Linked DNA regions of Mus musculus: region 2 is linked to region 1. Evidence: chromatin loops called from intact Hi-C (ENCODE). Cell type or tissue: left cerebral cortex. All regions are shown on one strand. Links, peaks and the distances in the headings refer to the core of each region. The heading gives the core; the rest is flanking DNA. Region 1 has its middle 53 kb from the start of Gm30113. Region 2 holds the start of Gm30113 (a long non-coding RNA gene).

Region 1 (11,674 bases), core at 1,531-9,530:
AACTAACCAGTACCCCCAGAGCTCCCTGGGACTAAATCACCAAAGAAAACACATGGTGGGACTCATGGCTCTAGCTGCATATGTAGCAGAGGATAGCCTGGTCAGTCATCAATGGGAGGAGAGGCCCTTGGTCCTGTGAAAGTTCTATGTCCTAGTATAGGGGACTGCCAGGGCCAGGAAACAGGAGTGGGTAGGTTGGTGAGCAGGGGTGAGGGGAAGGGATAGGGGGTTTTGGGAGGGAAAACTAGGAAAGGGGATAACATTTGAAATATAAATAAAGAAAATAATAAAAAGTTAAAAACAAAAATAAAGATGCCCTTGACTATTTTGGAATCTGCATTGATTTCTTCCAGTGTTTCATGGATAGGCCACACTTGTAGGCTTCCCTCCACGTTAGGCCCTTGGACAATTTTATTATAAGAAAACCTTCAGTACCACTTTCTGAAAGGAACTAAAGAATGAGTAAGGCTTCATAGCAGAAGGAGCCGGGTGATGGTAGTGCACACCTTTAATTCCAGCACTCGGGAGGCAGAGGCAGGTGGATTTCTGAGTTCGAGGCCAGCCTGGTCTACAGAGTGAGTTCCAGGACAGCCAGAGCTATGCAGAGAAACCCTGTCTCGAAAAACCAAAAAAAAAAAAAAAAAACCAGAAGGAAAATTTTAATACTAGGGTGATGTGATATAGTTCAGTATAGTACCCATTTTACATCCTGAGGTTTCCTAATTCCTTCAATGGAATGCACTCCAATTCAACAGTGTTGCCCTTAATAACCTATACGTCAGTTAATTTGGGTGTCCTTCAGCACACACAGGAATGTGAATATATAAGACATATCATACACATTATAGTTCAAAAGAGCAACAATCTTTAAGTCCAAGTAACAGCAATGAACTTCCCATAGAAAAAAAAGCAATTATGACTTAAAGCTTTAACCGAAGATAATGTGACTGTGTGCTTGAAAGCCTGGTGATTATGAACACAGATTAAATGCATGGATTCTGGAAATAGAGTGAGAGTCTAGTTTTTGCTTCTTGGGGCCTGCAAGTTAGGATAGATAACATCTAAAATGTCACCAGATGATCAACACATCTTGGTATTCCTCGATTTGTGCGACTGCCATCCCTTAAATGACTCTTTTTTTAAATACTAGTATAGCACAATATTGTGAGTCGACATCTTAACAATTACATTATAAAATATTGTATCACTGGCTTTGATGATGCAAATGACTCCATGGAAAACTCTCATGAGACAAGGAACCTGGGGGGAGGGGTGATCTGTAACCAAGAGTCAGTGAAGAATGAGGGCATAGTTGGGAAGTTGAATTCTACCAAATGTGTTAACCTGGAAACAGATCCTTCTCCGGTTAAATGTTCAGAGATATTCTCAGTCTCAGGAGACTTCTTAATTGTAGCCTTTACAGAAACTGTGAAGCAGACCCAGATAAGCCATATCCCAATTCTTCCTGACCAGTGAATAGATAATGTGACATAGCAAACACATATTATGCCTATATGTGTAGGATCAGTGTCTTTCCTTGTAAAACAGAGATCAAAGATAAGTATTTCACAGAATTGCTAGGAAAAGTCTATGTAGTGAGACCCCTGGAAGATGTTCTCTCAGTTTAAAAGCATCATCGCTGAGGAGATTTAGAGGATTGTAAAGAGAGAGAGTGCATGAAGTTGGAAGGGAGGAATGGTGGAAATACAGAGGAGAAATTGGAGGAGAGGAAATGGTATAAATATACTCAAAGCTTTTTATGTGCATGAATGAAATGATCAATAAAAATATTATCACTGGAAATGAAAACATAAGTCTAGGTATTGCCCAAGCCCCTGGCCACATAGATGGCTCTCTTGTACCATGACAGTCCTTAAGTATCGTTTTGGATATTCATCATTTCCACAGTTGATTCGTGAGTTTCTTATCCATTTAGCTCTTGATGTCTCCCTAAACTGACCTGTGCCAGAATGTCTTCACTTTCCATCTTCATTCTGGCTCTTTGAATGGAAGAGGGATTGCCTGTTCCTGCTTCATGTTACTATTAAGCATCCTTTCTTGAACATCTATTTCTTCTCAACTTCTGATTGCCCTTACCCAGGTTCATTCACAGTCAGTTTCAAACACATCATTCCTACCCTTGGAACTGTAAGGATCTGCATGGTGTATCCAAGAAAGCAAGGATTACAATGAGACAGGGGAAAGAAAGATGCCTATGCTAAGCTTGTCCTTAGCATAGGTCATTACACTGTGTTCTGCAACTCAGTTCTTCATAGATGTCAGGGAACTTATAAAACATTAGTTCTGATCTCATGGAGACAACATAAGCATTAAGTGAGATGACAGTGATACAATAATTGTTCTCAAGTGGGTGTCTGCTCTGTGATAACCTACAACTTGCTTTTTTCTTAGTGATAAATGCTGTAAATGTTACAAGCCAAGGCCACAGACAACCCTAGAATTTCTTTCCCTCTCCATCATGACCACTTTCCCACTGGAAGTACTATTTCTATCCAGGAAAAAAATAATCTAGCTTCAGAGATCAGACATTCGTGTTTCCTGATTGTGGGTGGACTTCCAGGGGCAAAGGGTCAGCCTGTTTTACTGTCTCCACTGCCCTTTCTCATGTTCATTCAGTTTCTCAATCATGGGAATCCTTTTTTCTCCCTTCTATAGACTGAGTTCCACTTGTTATGGCTTTAAGGTTGCAAACATATGTAGCTGTCATAGTCCAGATTTTCAACTGTGGCTCAGTCTGTTGTCTTGTACTCTATTTTTACATGTCTTCTTTATGCTTCCTACATGTTAATTGCCTTCTTCACAAAATGGGATTAGAACATGTATTTTGCATTATAATGGCAACGCACACGAAATGCTTCATGCATAAGACACAATGTAGGATTATAATCTGAAATAAAATTGATGCCGAGCTAGGTTCTTTAGCTTTGTAAATCTTTTATCACTAGCATGCTGATTGATTCATAAAAATATTTTGTCAGGTTATTTTTTCCTTAAGCAATAAAACATTCTTCAGGATGATTACATCAATAATCCTGTATCAGTGAACTATTAGTGTAGGCAAATGATGATGATGTAGAGGAAGAGGAGGACTAGAAGGAGAAGGAAGAAGAGGAGAAGGGAAGAGAAGGAGGCTGTTTATCAGATGTAGGCTTTAGTGAGCTCCACCTTGAAGAAACTGTGTTCCCCTGTGCAGTTTTAACCCTGACCTTGCAGACTTAAGTCATCGTCTCTGCATTCGGGTACAGGTGTGTCATACACGTGTCCTTCCTGTCATAACGTAAGAAATTAATATGTGTGAGCTCCCTTTCCCTCACGACATGGTCTTTTGAAAACAATTCATTTGTACTCATCATTCTGTGGGATGTGTGCTCTTTTAAGCAATGTTGGTGGATGAAAGGCGCCTCAGATGGGATTCCTAATACAATGCACGGCCTAAAGCACGGATATCCCACCACCCCCACCATCCTGCTTCTCCCTATAATCCCAGATTTGTTTCTCATTTAGAAAAAATCGCTTCAACATTCAAAAGGAAACGGGGTCTTCCGAGGGAAGTCAAGTCTCTTTATACTTTGCCAGAAAACTTTCCCACAAAGAGGAAATTCTACAAATACTCAGATGACATCATTGAGAAAAGGCTCTTGTTCCCCCAGGGTCCAGCCTCCCTGGAAGATGACAAGGGTTAGGAATAGACAAACCTTGGCCACTTGTCGGATTTGGCAAGAGGCAGTCAACAGCTGGTCCAGCGGGTTAATTAGCCCTGCTCTCTGCTCCCGTCCAGCCTTTACTGGCAAAGGCAGAGGCAAGACGCTCTGGCCCACTTGCTTTTCTCTTTCTATTAACAAAGCCCAGTGCCATCGGATTACCTTGGCCTCCAGCCAGGCCTGCGTGCCCTTTGCCTGCCTGTGAGTTGCCATGGCGATGGTGATGTGCCTTTTGCCAACGAAGCAGCTGGCAGATGGGTAGCAGATTACCTGCCAAGCAGATTTACTAGCTCCAAAGTGCAGACCTCTCTTGAACAAGTGAAAGGGGTGGGGGCGGGGTGGGGTTTGTTTTCCACTCTCAGGAAATAAGAAGGGAGCATTTTCTACACCTTTTACCCCATTGGTTCTATTTTAATTTTCAAACAAAAGATGATTATTTGTCATCTGTCCAGATGCCCATCTGCTAAGTACATAGGCCTATCTGGTGTATTTTTTTTTAAGACAGTCAATAAACAATTTATTCTTTGCCTTTTCTGTAACACACATGCCACCGCCCTCAGCATCCTGAGTCAGGATGCAACGCTTTTTCAGGGATGATAGCTCCCAGGAAGTGAAAGCAATTACCATCTAGACAGAAAGGAGTGCCCACAGCAACAGAACTGTGAAAACTTGGAAACGGAAGAGTGTTGGTTGTACTTCCCAAGGAGGATATATCCAGGAAGTCTGGCTTCCTGAACTTTAGGGTGTCTGCTTGCATCTCAAATAATGATTAAGGATTAATTGTGTCCAGTTAGCTTTTATCCATGTTCAGCATAGTTTTAACTTTCAAAGACACACACACTATTGAGGCTGCCATCCCAAATTCAGAGGAAGGAGTACAGTGGGTGGCAAGGGTGTAGAATAGCATGAATCTAAGATCTATGTCTGGGAAAGAGTCAGAAGAAGTAAACTGGTAAGTTTCTGTGCTTCTTCCAGTCTTCCTGGGTGTGCTAGAGGGATACACTTCCCAGATGATTGGACACTAGTAAAGGTTATGTCATTAATCATCAGAGGAAGGCAAATCAAAACCACCAGGAGTTGTTTCCTCGACCCAGTCAAGAATGGCCATTACGAAAAAGACCAAAGATAACTAGTGCTGTGTGTAGAGAAAAGGAAACCCTTGCACACTGCTGGTGGGAATGCAAATCAGTCCAGCCATATGGAAAACAGTATGGAGGTTCCTCGAAAAAATTAAAAATAGAACCACCATATGATCTAGCAATACTAGCTCTGGGTACATATCCAAAAGAAATTAAATCAGTATGTTGAAAAGATGTGTACTGTCCCACGCTTACTCCAGCACTATTGACAATAGCTGAGAAGTGAAAACAACACACACATCCATCAACAGATGAGTAGATGAAGGAAGTGTGATACATAGGTATGATGAAATATTATTTGGCTATAAGAGAAGATGTTTTCCTGTCATTTGTAACACTATGGGTAGAACATGGAAGTGATACTATCAAATGAACTAAGTCAAGTACCATTTCTGATCTGTCTCATACATAGAGGTCTAAAAGAATCGATCTCATAGAAAGTTACAATAAAATGCCGGTTCCTGTAGGCTTGGGAAGATGGGGAAGGGGAAGATTGAAAAGTTGATCATACAAGTGTAATAAATTATACTATAATAAGAGGTAGACATTCAGTAGAGTGAGTATGAATAACAATTGGCAACTGCATAATGCAAAAATCAGTTAAGTTTCCACCATGAGAAGTGATGAGTTCAAACAATTAGATATGTTCATCTCAACTTACAAATTGCAGATGGAGTATATGTGTCAAAAACATCGCACCGAACTTCCGCTAGAGTTTTAATTGTCAACCTGACACAACCTAGATTCTTTTAGGAAAGCAGCCTCAACTGAAGGATTTCCCAGAACAGATTCACTTGTGAGTACCCATGTCTGTTGGGGATTGTCTTATTAATTGAGTAGGAGGGCACATCCCATTTGGGATATAACATTCCCTGGCCGAATGGCCCTATGCTGTATTAGAAGATTAGCTAACTCCCAGTCTAGCAGTGAGTCATCAACCATTGTCCATTCATGGTTTATGCTGTGCCTCCTTAGCTGTGAATGAGTGCTCTTATTAGAGGTAATGCTCTGTGGGAGAACAAATAGTTCTGCCTTGAGCTCCTGTCTTAACTCCTCACATTGATGGTCTATGACCTCGAAGGCAAATGAATAATTTCTCCCCTAGGTTGCCTTTGTTCTGACTGCTTTGTCATAGTTGCAGCAATACATCTGGAATGATCCCTCATTAAATGTATAATTTAAAGCAATGTTCCACTAAAATAAATTCAAATATTTTAAAAGCCATATGATTCCATATCTTTCTGTCATAAATATTTTACTACATTGCTTCACAATCCAAGTCTATGTGAACTGGGTTATATTTATAAGTCATATAAAATCCATACACTAAGGTAAAGGATTATGTAGCTTTGCCAGGAAAACTTGCTGACTATGTGTGGTCTTGGTGTCATGAAGATTATGCCATGAGTACTCCTGCCATAGTTGAATGAATATAGTCCCAGATAATTCATGAACAAATGACTAGATTGTGTTCCAACATATCCCTATTTATAAAGTCTATATAGACAAGCTGCTCTGTTCTGTGAGTTGTAGTATGCTTACTCTTTTTTTTTTATTTATTTATTACGTATTTTCCTCAATTACATTTCCAATGCTATCCTAAAAGGCCCCCATACCCTCCCCCCACCACTTCCCTACCCATCCATTCTCATTTTTTTGGCCCAGGCGTTCCCCTGTACTGGGGGATATAAAGTTTGTGTGTCCAATGGGCCTCTCTTTCCAGTGATGTTCGACTAGGCCATCTTTTGATACATATGCAGCTAGAGTCAAGACCTCCGGGGTACTGGTTAGTTCATATTGTTGTTCCAACTATAGGTTTGCAGATCCCTTTAGCTCCTTGGGTACTTTCTCTAGCTCCTCCATTGGGAGCCCTGTGATCCATCCAATAGCTGACTGTGAGCATCCAATTCTGTGTAGTACGCTTACTCTTATCTAAGGCAAATTATTGAAGAAAAGGTCCCCCTTCATAGTAAAAGTGATACAGCTAAGATGAATTGTGGAGTTCACTGTAAGGAGATCTTATTGTTCAAGAGCAGAAATTCAGGTCTAAACAGAAGAGCTCTATAGTTAATCCACTCAGTCCAGGTACTCCAAAGCTGGACAGATAGACAGAAGACACGCAATTAGGAAAGATTAGAGTATGGAGTTGTGGGACTTACATCCAACATCTCTTTGGAGAGACATGATGAAGTTGTCACTAACATATTTTTTTTATGATAAAACTCAGTGAATACTCAATTACACAAATGAATTACACAAATGTTGGAATGAATGTACATTGTAGTGCTCCTGTGATAATATATGTTATCTCATGGATCTTCAAGAGTCCACTCATTCAGAGAACTATCACACAGGAGGCTACAGTTATCAGTTATAGTTTCCATTAGAGAAAAGCAGGGTATATGGAAGTCAACTTAGGAGATGATAATGTGACTTTTCTTGAACTGATAAGTATACATTGAGTATTTCTACAATATATCATAATTTACCTATAAATATATGTAGGTACCTGCGAATACTTGTAGAAAATCTTGGAGGCACATTTAAATGTGAGTATGACCACTGATTTGCTGCCACCCCTCCCCCCCCCCACACACACACAATGTGCAGGTTAACAGTAAAGATGAATGGATGAAGGCACAGCCACAGCTTTCCCAAGCTATTACTCCTCTTAGCTGAAACACTGTTGTTTCAGAGATGATAGAATACAATGGGACAAATTAATGATGAAGGTCTATTGATTATATGTTATCAATTATTATGAAATAAGTTCCATAGAAATCATTGTGTATGGAGCTCTTCAAAATGTATGTCAGAATAAAGCCAACTTCTAGCCCCCTCTAAGGTCCTACAATAGTTAACTCATGGCCCTGGGTTATACACTGGACCTAATTTTAGTGGCTTACAAAAATGGGGTAAACAACAGAACACATTCCTCTGCATTATTATGAGGTTACTTGAAATGATGTTTCTGAAGAGTATAGAAGGTACAAAATTTGTAGTGACTTAAAGTCACAAGGCCTTTTGGAGACCTTTTAGGGTTGTAAATAAGAGAATTGTTGTGAGTTTAATTCTCAAGTACTTCTTTTGTAAAAAGAAGAAAATTCATGTGAAAGAAGAAAATGCCTTCTTCATGATGTGCCTTTCTATACAACTCGCCAGAGATCATCAGTATTCTGAGTCCTACAACAGTCTATTCCACTCATTCACAGAACCATCACAGGGGAGGCTACAGTTATGAGCCCTAGTTTTCATTAGAGAAAAGCAAACTATGTGGACATTACCTCAGGAGATAATAACGATACTTATATGGAGCTGATCAGTATACATTGAGTATTTGCGTAATATATCATACTTTACCCATAAATACATGTAGCTATCATATGTTAGTGAAAAGCGTTAAAACACCGAAAAAAAAATGCATGGCAAGACGGCTCAGCAGGTAAAGGTATCTGCTGTCATACTTAACAACCTTAGATTAATTACTGAACCAATATGGTCGATGATGAGATCCAACTCCCAAAACTTGTCCTCTAAACTTTATGCATAAATACATGTAGATAATTTATATTGTGTACTGATGCTATAGTGTTTATTAGAACGTATGCTTTGTGCCAGTTTTGTGCTTATGATGGTGTCATGTGAACAAACTCACCAAACCACCAGTCCCAGAATGATTGAACTTGGCAGTGGTCATGAACTACTTTTTGTACTGCTTTATAAGAAAAATGTCAATGAATAGCCTCAGGGTAGTTTAGCAGTAAGTGTTGGGGGGTCACATTTAGCACGTGAGTATTTTACAGAGCTGCCTGTCCACATTACTGAGTTTAGGCAGAAGAGCTACAGAAAACAGCAAGGAAATACAGCCTGAACATTCATGTATGTCACATCTCCACAGACCTGGGAGTGAAGGGCCACAAACCCACAGCCCTGTCCAGAAGGCTCAGGGTAGGAAATGTGTCTGATTTCACAAGGCTGTCCAATCATTTGACGTGTTCTTACCTCTACCTTTCAATGAAGGCTTAAGTATTTCCCCTCATGTCTTAGGAAAACTGTTCCCTACCCATCATGCATTCCCATTACCCCCGCATCGTAACTTGGTTATTATATCTGCAAAAGGACATTAGTCTCTTTGGATTATGAAGTTTCTTGTCTTATTTGTGATTTCTTAAGTATGAGGCATTCATTGTGTCCATTTTATCATCTCTGGACCCCAGCAATGTACCTGGGAAAGCATGTGCTCCTGATGAGTCAAATCCCTAAAGAAATGTGTGAGAAGTTTGAAGTGAGAGGAAGGGGTATACTTAGCGCTCATGATAGGAACCAATGGGAGAAAGTATACTCAGGATTATATAATGGCTTCCTTGGTAGCCCCAGGAAGACTCCCATCGCAGCTGAGTGTTGAAGGAGGTTCTGCTAAGAATAACACCTATGAGATAGCAGTGTTTGAAATAAGCCTGTCTCTGGAAAGGTTCCCAAGCCTTGTAATTTTACTTTTATAGTCATGGCCCTGGAGTGTTTGACTTTTCAAATCCTCTTGCTGAGATTCAAGGGTCTGTTTATAAAAGCTGGATCTTAAACATGTTCCTTTGTGAGGTACAAGTGGGATTTGTACTCTGTATAAATGGGTCCCCCAGAGCGACATTGCATTCTTGTAGCCTTCTCTATTTGATGGAATGGGAAGAGAAAGCAAAACAATATCATATAGAGTTGAACATAAATGTCTCTCGGGGAACAAAGCCATAAAATAACAAAAAAATAACAATAACAACAGTTGTAATAATAGCCTAAAGCAGTTGTCATCCAAAAGGCAAGTGCACAGAAAAGTATGGTATTAAAAACTCGACTATTCCCAGAGGACCAAAAGGGCACTTTAAGGATGTTATACCAGGTAGATTGAAGCCAGAGACATGGAAATAGGATTGGGAAACAAGCATGCAACATGAAGGAGGAGTTTTCAGGAAAGGCTGCCAGGGCATCATATTTACTAGAGTCTATTGCACTCTGAATAAGTCCTTTAGGTTTAGAACAGAGACCAGTCAGGGCACATGCATTAAAGTCGTCTTATTTATCAACTTGGCTAGAGTAAAGTACCTTTCCTAAGATTCTATTCTGAGAATATTTCAGGTTAGTGCAAACTCCAACTGAGGCGTCCCTCAGGTGTTCTTACCCAAGCTCACTGTTCTCTACATGCCCTGGTGTCTGTATACTCCTGCTGTTGTTTAGCAGAGCTGCTTGGCTGACCACTAGGTGCATTCTTTTGTACAATGTTGTTCAAAGTGTAGACTAAAGTACCTAGTTATGTATTATGGCAAATCAACCTAGTGACTAAGTCCAAAGAGGAAATGGAAGACTTAAGATATCTAGAATCTTTCCATCACCAGGTGCCTAGTTTGAGGTAGAGAATCAGGATTCCTTTTTTGTTTTTATGTTTTCTCCTTGCCTCTCCAAAGCCTATATGCCACAAGTACAAACATTTCTCCTTAGATCTTAGAGATGTTGGCTTATAGGTATCCTGCTTTGCTTTCAATCTGACTTCTTTTGACACATACTTTCTGTATAAATTACAAAGAAATTCCTTGTAGCCTTCCTTTGACATATTTTCTTTTGTTGTTTTAATATCCCATAACAGATTCTAAATGTTTAATTGTTTTCTTTGTCCATGTCTTTCTGTTTACTTAGCATTCTAGCAGAATGTTGCAAAGTGTCTGGCTCATAGCAAACATCAGAAAACATTTATTACTTGAGAGTCTAGTTCTCTGCTTACTAACATGTGCTGAACTGGGATGGTTCATAGTTCAGAATGGACACCATGATTGAGAGGGAAGAAATCTGAGATCTATTCCACAAACCCCTTAAGGAAGGTGTACAGACTGGAGTATGGCCTCCATCCTAGCCAATGCTATTTCTATTATTTCCTGTAGCCTCTGCAGTGGATCAACAGACTTAAGGGTAGATAACTTGTTCTCTGAACTGACATTATGACTTCTGCTCTGTTGAATTAATATGAAGTACATATTGATCATGGGACTTGTCACAAGCAATCTAGCTCTCACGATACCATCATTAGCCCAAGAAAGCTGTGTGTGTCCCTAGCTCCTACAGTCAGGCTAAAGATTTTTTTGATGCAAAAGCTTCAAGAGGTGGCTGGTAGGTTCTGCTAATGACTCACCCAGTCTTTATGAAGATGACCTACAAACTTTCACCTACTTTCCCCTTCAACATTGCTGTCCCCATCCCCATACCCTGAGAACTAACACAGGCAAGAAGGGATAGAAGAGTCAACACTTGGTAATCCAAGCCAGATGACCATATGGAAATGTTTGGATGTTAGAACCAAAACATGTACTGAACTCATTCTGAGGGAGGTGTTTGTACATAACACCACAGTAAAGACGAAATCCTCTGTAGTGCCTCACTTACAGGAAACAAACATGGTCTGAGTCGATCTAGCCTCATCTCTATTACTTTCTCAAAGTGGGAGAATTCCTCACAATTTAACTAAGTCACACGTTTCAGGCACCATATATGCTAAGATAGCTGCTCCAGATGGACTAAGAGGGCATCTTATCCAGTACAGACCAAGGGAGTCAACACCCCTGCCCCAACAACGCTGCCATTTTAGTGAATTGCCTACTATGACATAATACAATGCTCCTCATATTTACTTGATTAATTTTTATCACACTCCTCCTATGAAGCAAACAATAGAATTCTTTTACAAACTCGGAATCTAGTGATTGTCAGAATAAAGGATCTACATGAAGCCAAGCATGGAGGATTATGCCTCTAATTCTCACACCTGAAAAGCTG
Region 2 (11,674 bases), core at 2,225-10,224, 52 kb before region 1:
TGGTAGTGGCCCTTCACGCCCTTGGATAAGCAGTAGGCACTGCTGATGTGCCAGGGAGTAGAGTCAGCATGGTGAGGAGAGGAGTTCTGAGAGAAGGGGTTCTGGGAGTAGCAAAAAGAATGACTTGAAGTCAAGTCATGGATCCCAGCTGATAACCTGTGTTCTGCTTGATACAGTTTTTCCAGTCTGTTTCTCTCTATGTTCTGCTTTCTCTCTGGAATTTCTCTGTCTATATTCTACATGCTTGCTACTATATGAAATCTCTCTACCCATGTCCTACTTGCCATTCTAAGAGACTTATGACCATGTCCTACTTGCTTGTGTGTGTGTGTGTCTGTCTGTCTGTCTGTCTGTCTCTGTTCTCCAAGCAGGTTTCTCTTTTTATCCTAAAAAATTCTCTGGATAACTCATCTCCTTCAAAGCACAGGTCTAATGTCTTTTATTTTACATATCAATCCAATTAAGAGACTGAAAGCATACCTTTTTTCCCTTGACAGCGCAAAAGAATTCAAAGAGCTGCCCTCCTTTGTTAAACACAATTGATAAACTAGTTGGGTGGGACCCTACCCTGAAATTACCATTTCTATTACACCCTGGCCTAACCTTGCTCTGTCCAAGGCTAACCTTGATCTAGGGCATCTGCCTTCTTTGTAACTTTTTGACAAGCTAGCTCACAGTATGCAGGCCTTTGTTCCTTTAGATTCATGAAGCCCCTCATAATTCATAATTGCATCCTTATATTGTGCATAGCAGAAACATTATACATTTTGACCTCATGTATTTAGAGCACTTTCCCATAGCCTCAAGGGCTGTTCTCAAGGTCCTTTTTTTTTTTTTTTTTTTTACCAGTTTGCTAAGACATTAGCCACACCCTTGACTCCTAGACTCCTGCTTTGTCAGATTATCATGGAATCATTAATCTTAACAGAGTGGACATTCCTGGGGGGGATGTGAAAATATGTACATTATTACACAAACAAGCCTTAGTTCCTCAGAAGCCATCTACACTCTTGGAGGCTCACACTGGGCCTCTGTTCCAGGGGCAGAAACCATGTCACTCTGTCCCCACCAGGGCCATGCGGAGATCAGCACTGATGCTTCTCAGAGACTTTGGGGATGTTAACAAGATAAAGTCTACAACAAGACAGCTTGAGTCTCAGTAAGCAAAAAATACTTCAAGGCCCCCGTTCCTTTTTGCCCAAGGAATTAGTTCTTGACTGGATCCTGAAAGATTAGGTCCTGAGTGTGACTGTGGGTTGTCTCTACCCCATGAAGCAGAATCTTCAGTTATGGGTCCCACACAAAAGGCAGACATACTCTAGTCTATGAGTTGGATTCTACCCACTGCCTGTTCATATCTAACCTGAATGAAGAATGTTTTTTGTATTTTTAAGTAACTGGGGAAAGGAGAATGATGTTTAACACCACATAAAAGTGATGTGGGATTCACCTTTACTGTTCAGAGACAGAGCATCATTGGAGCACAGCCACAGTCATTCATTTGCTTGCAGATTGTACACCTGTGCTTAAACAGCTTTAGTGGTAGAACGACAGAGGTAACTGATGGACCATGGCCTGTAGCCTTGAAAGTACATATTGTCTGCTTCCTTATAGAAGTATACTAGCCTCTTCCATACTTAGTGTTGAGGCTCAAAACAAAAACAAAAACAAAAAAGTACCCCCCAAATATGGCACTTTCTAGACCTCACACTGAGAGCATCTGGGAGTAGGAAACATTGCAAACATCTCCAAGGGCCCTGTCTCCATGAAGTCTGTACCTGCCAGACAGGAACATGATTCTCTTCATCCTCTGACTCATGATAGATTCAAAATAGTCTCAACTTCCATCACAGAGGGAGAAACTGAAAATAGAACATAGCACCTATAGTTCTCACGAACTTTGTCACAAGTCTATATCTCAAGCTATTCATTTCTCCTAACAGATTATTTATAATCACTCTAAAGTGTGTGATGACCACCCCTGCCCAGTTCTTTCCCTTTGCATGGGTTATTTAAGCCTTAACCATGTGCCTATTGTTCAATGTCTACCGTTGCAAGGCTCCCATGAATATGTGCTGGTTAACTAAAGCATATATTTCTTCTCTTATTAAGCTGTACCTTGTCACTCTAGTTCAGTAGATTTGGGTATTATAACTCCAGGGCAAGAATCTGAACTCATCTGTATTTTCTTACCCCTTCCCTACTTTGCAGTGGCTCAAAGTGTCCACTATGCTGCCCCTATGTTAGGCACAGAAACCTGCTGTTCCATCTGTAATGTCCCACACATTCTCATGTGTACAAGGCTATGGCTCCACCTTATAGCATTAATGTTGTGGGGTAGGAACTTTAAGAGATAGGGCCTAAGTGTAGAGGGGTCCTTATAGGTTGGAGCTATTCTACCCCAGGTCATCTTCCTCACTCTTTCTTTCTTGGCCATCGTGAAATGAGAACCTTTCTTCTCCAAGGTGCTTCTGTCATAATTGATTACTTCAGTAAAAACCCAAAAGCCATTGGGGCAAGCAAACATGGACAGAAAGTGGAAGACAAAATAAGTCCTTTCAGTTGATTTACTTGGGAACGTTGTCATAATGATAACATAATTAACTATCCCATTTTTTTTCCATCTCTGTTATCATTCCATGTACCATGCTTAATTTTTCACAACCCTGAAAAGCCTTATGCTTTCACTAGTCTCAACTGGAGTATTTAAATGGTGTCCATCCATATAGATGTAAACTGGCCAAGCATGTAACTTGTGAGATTCTCTATATTTATAAAAGGAACATTAGTCATTTAGTCCAGTAGACTTGTGTGACTCAGTAATACAAAGTGAAGGGCCATCAAGACCCAAGAGCCTAAGTTCCTCCATGACTTTATAACAGACATTTTAATAAGAAACTTTATATTATTGTTCTTTGATTTACTCATATGATGCAGCCAAGGAGCAGAAAAGTAAAATATTTCCCTGTGGGGGCTGAAAATAAGACTCTGGCAAAGACTCAAGGAGCCAGGTTTGATTCCCAAATAGCACTATCTGTAACTTCTGTTACAAGGGATGCAATGCCCTCTTCTTGCCTCTGTAGGTACTGCACACACACGGTATCATAAAAACATGCAGACAAAACACCTACATACATAAATTTTTTTAAAAAAAATCCCTTTTAAAAAGCTTTATCATGATTAAAAAGTTAGTAGTGCTTACACAGACCCAGGAATTCTGATGGAGGATTCTGGATGTACTCTTAATCTCTAAGCATGCCACCTCTCATCTGGTACATAAGCATTGGAATCAAATATTTTATTTCTATGAGTATGGCTCTTGACAAGTTACTAAATTGTCCTTAATTATGCTGATAATCTACTAAATTATAATATCATAGAGACGTATGTCTCTTTAAGTCAGTTATGTGTTCTAGAAATATATTCTTAGGTGATTTCATTACAGTGAGAAAAATCATTGGAAAGATGATTATGACATCACTAAGTAATATAGTCTTCATTATTGGCTCAAATACCGTATATGGTTCATGACTGTACTTGATTTATATCATCATTATGTGTAGTAAAGTAGTCCTACTTATGAAAGCAAACTATGATGATGATTGTTGTGATCATAAAAAGATAAAGGAAGTATAAGAACATTTTCTATGGGGTGTGGTGAGGTATAGGGGAAGAGGGTACCTCAGCTGGCCCATGGTGAGACATTCCTTCCCCCATGAGGTACTAGCCATGTGTGGTATAGTATAGAATAGAGTTTATTTAGGGCATGGGGAGGGAAGTTAAGAGAGTAATAGAGGCAGAGAGAAAGAGAAAGTAGAGAATTAGTGTCTGACCATGACCACGTGGAGAGGAGGGGAAGGGAGTGGGGAGAGAGGGGTAGCAAGAGGGAAAGAGGCAAGAGAGTAAGAGAACAAGAGAGGTGGGGGGTGAGGGGGTGGGGGAAAGGGGGTAAGCAGGCCCTTTCATAGTGAGCCAGGCCTACCTGGCTATTGCCAGGTAACTGTGAGGAGGAGCATACCTGGCTATTGCCAGGTAACTGTGGAGGCGGAGATCAGAAAGAATCCCAAAAGTAATCTATGGAGATATCACCCCAGCTCAATGGTGACCCTGGTCTTATAGATTTAGGATGATGGAGCTGTCATTTTAGAAAGGATGAAGGGCCAATGTGGGATCATACCTGTAAGATTCCCTTCTCTCATGTCCTTTAAAGTTGTCACCTACAAAACTTGTTCTACCCACTCATAAAATCAACTCTGACACTATATAAATGTGTATAATATGTCACCCACCTCCTGGAAGGGATCCTTCAGCTCAGTTCTGTGGTCTCCTTTGGTCCTGAATACAACCACTTTCTTCTGTGGGTTTGGATTTATGTACACATTGTAGCCTCAGGCATGCAGGCATGTATTTTTAGATCAGCCTCTGAAAATGGAGCATCCACATTTTTAAAAATAAACTTGTATAGAACAAAAGCTGGCATCAATGAGTGAAGAATAAAACATTTCTAATTCTGCCTTCTGTCCTTCACTGCTAACAACCAAATCTTGCCTCCTCCCTCCCTTTCAGCTGATTCTTTCATTTCCTTCCCCAGAACCATGTGGTGCGGAGCTCAGTAACTGGCAAGTGTGGAGTTTTCTGTTAAGTATAAATTTCAGATTCCTTTGGAGTCTTGGCTCCAGACAAATACTCTCAAAATGTTTAGGATATGCCTGCATATTTCCAAGGGCTCCTTAGAAAAATCAGTGAAATGAAGATTCTCACAAAAGATCCTCATGAAGCTGGAAACTAATGATTCTGGGCTATACTCGGTGAACAGAATAAACTCCTTTGCATGGACTCCTATGATAGCAGGGAGGACATTCTTTACTCTGACATTTCCCCAAGTATGTCTTAACAATGAGGAAGGATACTTACAAGGTTGATTAGTGTCACTGTGGTGACTCAGTATTGATCCCTGCTCACAGAGAGATGGGCAGATCTTCCTGGGGACTGGAGAACATGATTGGATGGCAGTTCTCAGGGGGCGGGGCGTGGGGGAGAGGAGGATTTGCGTTTAGCATCAACACTATTCATTTCAGACCTGGTGAAGAGCCACATTCAACTGTAGAGACTGGTCAACCTGAAAACTCATGACTACACGCAACACTGAAACAGCCCAGAATCGAAACGCGGGGAAATTATCTCACTGAGTTGCTCAGAATGGAAATGAGAGAAGGGGCTGGGAAAGTAAACGATGGGAAACAAGAGGCAGTCAGCAGCCGAACCCCAAAGGCTTCAGGGGAGTGGCATCCTATTGCCTACCTAGCAAGATTAGGAAGGGACACATCCCTCTTATATTAGAGAACCAGCATTCATTCTCCTAGCTCTTAAGCAAGAACTTAAGAAAGATAAGAAGAAAAGGAATGCATACACCTGTGCAAGAATTAATGACACCACGGTGACACAGATCTGCCACCATTAAGTTTAAACTCAGTCAAGAGCAAAACTTCCTTGGGAGTTCAGTTTGTGCTTAAAGAAGGACAGAAGCTCCAAGACTTAACTCAATGTGCTTTCTGGGGTGGGGGCTTCTGAAAGGCTTTAAAGTACCTGCCACGGTTAAAAAAAAAAAAAAAAAGATCAAGTGAACAGGTTAGGAAGCATTCCAGGGTGGAAATTGGGCAAGAAATCCTATTTCAAATTGTCTTATCACTCTGCAATCTCAGATACTGTTCATTCCAGGCACTGTTCCCTGATACACTGAGGTAGAAGGAGATTCAGGTGCCCCCTGCTTCTCGGTGGGGCCTGTGCCTGCACAAGTCATCTAACTCAGCATCTCTGTTGACTTCTCAGTGGGAAGAATGACACCATCTGAGGAACTTTAGCATGAGCATAAACACTCCACTAGTACACAGCATGTTATATAAGCCCTTAAAAAACAGTCCTCATTCTTTTGTCTGTGGTTAGCTAGTGACTCCCATAAAGACAACCCCTTGTGTTAAACACAGTTCACAAAAGGTTTATGCATCACTTGGAGAGAGTTAAGTCCTTGCAGACTTGGGGATTGTTTTAAATTCACAGAAGAGAATGTTATTTCAACGTGTCCTTTAAATTGTGTTTGAATAGCATCCTTGGTTGTTTCCTTGAGGAGAGGAAGTTGGAGTAGGCTCACAGCGCATACATATTTCATCTACAGTTTCCACATATGTGTTTTTCTCAGCAAGCAGCACATATGGAAGAACTCATTATGGAAAGCAGCAGTGATGTCATCTCCTTGGCAATACCAGGATATGAACTCAGACTCCCACAGTGCTGGAGGAGCAGCGCAACCACTAGTGTGTTCTGGGGAAGGGAGAGGATTTTTGGATGTTTCCGGAGTAGTAGGCTTTGATTTTCTTCTGAGAAATCACTGGGAGGCTGTAATCTGATTTCCACAACGAGAAAGGGATGTGTGGGGCCAGGAATAGTTTATTCTCAGGGATTCCTAAGGAACTTCTTGAAAGCGTTTCTCATATTTCACAACAGAAAAGCAGAAAACAGAGCAAATGTGTTCCATTCCCTTTTATGTGGAGGAAACTGGTGCCTTCATGCTCTCAAGAGACCCGTCTGTACCAGGCAGTCCACTCAGACTTACTATTCAGCTCACAGTCTTCTGGGCATCCCTGAGCAGATTAGCTCAGAGGGAGGCTGTGTTTCTGTGGTGATTTAAGTCATTTTAAACAAGGATTTCAAGATGGACTCAATGAACGAAAGCCAAATATCTAGGCATGCTTCATCCTGGAGGAAAGCCTGTTTGTTTGTTTGTTTTCCTTCTCTTAGAATAATTCATGAAAAAAGAAATATGTTTATTCATGACACAGAACTGAGAGGGTTTAAATTCTATTCTTTGTAGCTAGGTACAAATCCCTTCATTAGCATTGATCTCTCTGCAGAGACAACCATCTTATAACTTGGACTTCAGGCTTCAGTCTATTAAGAACTAATCCCCAGGGCTTTAGGGATCGCCGTCCTAGGCCACACTGAGAGTGTTGTCTAGTGCTGTTGAGTGGTCTATTGGTGGTCCCAGCCCTGAGCTCTTACAGGAAATTTGGCTTAGAAGATTATTTACAAGCAGTCAGGTGCTTTCAAACCATCAGCCTTCAGCCAAAGGCTTATATTATCCTTTCTCTCAGACCCAGAAACTCCTAAGTATAGAAAATGAATTTCAGCATTCATACAAATTTGTGTACATTTACCTGGGCATTTAATTTGAGGCCATTTGGATCAGAAAAGACACCTTACAAGATATAAATATGAAATGTATTCTTCTTTAAAATCCATAGGATTTTGGGGGGTCAAGAGTAATTAAGACTGCTGGTCCTCCTATATGATCCACCTTCTCTTCAGCTTCTTTCAGCCTTCTCTAATTCAACAACAGGGGTTAGCGTCTTCTGTCCATTGGTTGGATGCAAATCTCTGCATCTGACTCTTTCAGATGCTTGTTGGGTCTTTTGGAGTGCGGTCATGCTAGTCCCTTTTTGTGAGCACTCCATAGCCTCAGTAATAGGACCAGCAGTCTTAATTGATCTGGACCCCCGAGATCTTTCAAACACTCAACCACCAAACAGACAACTACACCAGCTGATATGAGGCCCCCAACACACATATAGTAGAGGACTTCCAGGTCTATGTTCATTCAGAAATGATGCACCTAACCCTCAAGAGACTGGAGGCCTCAAGGAGTTTAGAGGTCAGATGGGGTGGAGGGTGGGGGCATCCATATGGAGACCGGGTGTGCTGGGGAAGAGGCATAGGATGTAGAGCAGTTGGAGAATGGGAGGGGAGGGGCAGGGGATGGAATATGGAGTGTAAAAATGAATTACAAATAAAATTTTAAAAAACCCATAGGATTTGAAAGGGATAATTTTAAACTTGGGCATATCCTTCTTGACACCTCAAAGCAACTCTTAACACCAATGGAGTAAGTCTTAGATCTGGGGACAAATATAAGTGAGCCATGGTCTGGGATCATGGGTTCAGGTTTCCTCAAGCGCTGTGTTCTAATGTGTTCACACTTTTATGAAGTTTTTTTATAGTTATTGACCAGAAGAAAACCATAAATCAAGAAACCTTTAAAATACATTTGGAGGAAAATCAGGTAGGCTAGTGAGAGCAGAGCAGACGAATCTCCCTAAATGCTGTCTAATTACATTCTTAGAATTGGACTTAATACTGGCTGGTGTGCTGTTAGGTTAGTGGCTGGGGAGATGGCTCTGAGCTTAAAAGAGCTTGCTGCTCATTCACAGGCCCTGAATCTGATTCCCAATGCTTACGTCAGGTAGCTAGCTGCCAGTAAATCCCTGTCTAGGAGATCAGAGACCCTCTTCATCCCCTGCAGACATTGCACTTAGGTGCATAAAACCACACATATACACAAAGTTAAAAACAAAAATAAAAATCTAAAACCAAAAGAATACTAAATTAGACTCTGACATGGGCAAGCTACATTAAACTGTAGTAAGGGGGCTTACTATAGTTAAGGGTAATTTAGGTTTAAAAAATAAATAATCTAACAGTCCACAATCCTGGAAATTCTGATCAGCTGCTCAATCTTGTGGAATCTTTAATGGAGGTAAGGTTTCTATCTGCTTTCTTTTTGTTTATCTATTGTTTGTGAGGTGGCTTTAGATATAGAACAAGTTACATCCTATGTCAGTATCTAATTTCCCATTGTTGGTTGACTAAGGCTGGGATATATTAGCAGCTCACCAGCTCTACGAAACCAGAATTTTGTATCTTTGTACTAGAGTGCAGGTTCAGTTGTTCTCCATCTGGATGTGACGTACTTTGTTACAGAGGAAGAGAATAAAAACCAGATTCTCTTACAGCTTACATGCCACGAACAAAAGTAAGTCCCGTGTATATGCCTGATTTCCTGAGAAGGGCCAGAGACAAGAATCTCTTATAAACAGGGGCAGTAAGTGGATCAGATAATATGCAATTAAGCTCACCAATAAAAAGATAGATCTATAAACTCACTAAAGCTAAGTAGTGTGAAAGAAAGGAATCCAGAATGTTCCAAATTAAAAAGTGAAAAGATATGAGGAAATAGTAATGAATATGAAAGCCTGCATGATGGATTAGGCCACAACTCACTCATATGTGTTCATGAAACTGAAGACAATGTTTCAGTCCCATATTATAGATGTTATAAAGAAAATGAATTCTAGAAGTACTGGGTTTTAGATTTGTAAACAAACAAAAAAATCTTAGTGCCATAAGTTCAGCAACATATTTTAAATACTTTTATTTCAGGAACTTGGAGAATCTAGAAAGAATAAATACATTTCTGGATACATAAAATCTACCAAATTGAATTTAAAAGAAATAAACAGTCTATGCAAATCTATAATAATCAATTAAATTGAAGAAGTAACTGTTTCCCAACAAAGAAATATTAATCAATGGACAGATTCACTGTTGATCTGTTCTAGAGCTTTTAAAAAGAAGTAATGCCAGTACTTCTTAGATTTCTGCATAAACTAGAAGGGAAGAGACACTATGAAACTGATTGTATAAAGCAGTTACTACATAGATAAAGCAAATAGAAACTCAGAAACAAAACTAGAAAGAGACAGTCCAGTTTCCATGATGAAACTAAATGCAAAATTTTCACAAAACAGTAACTCAGTGATATATTAAAATATATACAAGTTATTCTAGGCCTACAAAATGGTTTAGTGTATATAAATTAATAAATAGTGTATCATATAAGTAGCTCCAAGGACAAAAGAACCATAACACCACCTCAGGAAAAGGGAGAAATGGGTTTTGACAAAATCCTCATCACCTCTTGCGCGCGCTCGACTGGCCAGGAAGAACGACGCTGCAACAGGATCCTTCTGCACACGTTTATTGGGAGAGCTTGATTGTAGAGGCGAAAAGACCCTGAGCCCAGAACTGGTGCTGCTTACATAGACCTAGGAGAGGCGTTCTCTCTCATCTGATTGGTTAACTTGTCTTGGCAAAAGAACCTTCACTGCCTATGTATGTGTGGTGGCCAGCAGTAGCCAACTGCCACTCTGCAACTGCCACTCTGCAACGGCTTCCCACATCACCTTTTGTTAAATTCCTGGTGAAACTTACAATAGAAGTCTCACCAGTCAACATAAGTCACATTATATTACAAAGACTGTGTAGACAATACTATGCTATATGGGAAAATCCTGGAAGCATTTTCTCTAAAGTCAGTGCTACACTAATTTTCTTCAGTTTAGTCTTTACAAAAAAAAATTATGAGAGAGAGAGGAATAAAGGTAGGACAATAACAGTCATCTATAGGATGGAACACAGGGCCCCAAATGAAGGAGCTAGAGAAAGTACCCAAGGAGCTAAAGGAGTCTGCAACCCTATAGGAGGAACAACAATCTAGTTGTCTCTAGTTGCATATGTAGCAGAAGATGGCCTAGTCGGCCATCAATGGGAGGAGAGGCCCTTGGTCTTGCGAAGATTATATGCCCCAGGAGAGGGGCACGCCAGGGTCAGGAAGTGGGAGTGGGTGGGTTGGGAAGCAGAGCAGGGGAAGTGTATAGGAGGCATTGGGGATAGCATTTGAAATGTAAATGAAGAAAATATCTAATAAAAAAAAGGTAGGACAATAAGAAAAGAAAAAAATCACTCCTATTTTTAGATGATATGACCATACAAATTTAAAACATGCCAAAATGTTCTTAACTTGTAGAAACAGAGACTTAAATACACAATCAGTGGATTCTTGACAAGGCTACAAATAAAAGTCAATGTGGGGAAAATATTCCCCATAGACTATTCTCAAAGGTCAAAGCAATTACATTTCCACACTTTCAAAATGTGAAAGAAAATCTAACCTTCATGGTGACATGAATGGTGGACCCAAAATGATATGTTTGCCCAGAACCTTCAATTGTGATCTTGTTGGGAAAATTTCTTAGTAGCTAAAGTTAAGTTAAGGGATTAAGATGAGATCATGTCTGATGACATATATTTCATAAGAGAAATCAAAGGGAGAAGACAGAGATACGGGCATGGAAAGATGCAGTGAGGAACTGACGTGATGGAAAGGGCAGAAGCTTTGGAATGCCTAGAACCACCAAGAAGTGGAAAAGTCATGAGTGGAATACACCTAAGTGCTCCTGACAGTACCTCGCTTGGGATTCAACCTCTAAGAATGTGAGGAACTCCGTATCTGTTTTGAGCTACTCACTTTTTAGTTATTACTTACAATAATGTCAACAATGTCACATACCTCCGTGTCCTCCACACATGTAGCAGTTACCTCGAGATAGGTTTTAGTTATAAATATGAAAAGTATAACTTTTATAGCATAAGCATAGAATTATCTTCATGGTATCACTGGTAGCTAATTTTACAGTACTCATACATAAAATTCTCAAAAAAATTAAAATACACACTACCAGAAAATAAATTCAATTAATTATTTTAAAAAACACAGGGCAAGAGAAGTGATATAATTATTTGATCATAATCTCAAATAATAAAGGAACTAACTAAAAAATGCAAATTATATCCATTGTAAATTTCCTAAAACTGATAAATTGGGTTTTAAAATGTTTACTAAAATTAATTTACTGAAATCTTAATGATAAAACTACTAGCAACTACAGTTTTATAATATTTAACAAAATATACAAAAAAACTTGCAAGCACTTTAAGAAAATCT

Evidence for each region. Peaks named below come from ENCODE experiments on the same cell type or tissue, not always from the same donor. Only the 100,000 strongest peaks of a DNase experiment are listed, where the experiment ranks them.
Region 2: a loop joins it to region 1, with 7 times the contacts of the local background. A loop is called at or near these places in 3 of 42 quality-filtered maps.

What each region holds. Positions count from the first base shown.
Region 1 is chr15:62,895,410-62,907,083 of GRCm38, reverse strand. No RefSeq gene overlaps it. Among named protein-coding and RNA genes, the nearest start is that of Gm30113, 53 kb to the left of the region's middle. RefSeq lists an enhancer at 3,184-4,390. In left cerebral cortex, for the core only: no CTCF peak of the experiment used is centred there; DNase peaks (open chromatin) are centred at 3,870, 4,930 and 9,284.
Region 2 is chr15:62,947,988-62,959,661 of GRCm38, reverse strand. It overlaps Gm30113 (a long non-coding RNA gene), which reads right to left and starts at 5,446. Exons shown (of 3, transcript XR_384131.2): 1 at 4,915-5,446; 2 at 4,290-4,422; 3 at 1,790-1,862. In left cerebral cortex, for the core only: no CTCF peak of the experiment used is centred there; DNase peaks (open chromatin) are centred at 4,523, 5,199, 6,243 and 6,979; H3K27ac peaks cover 1,289 bases.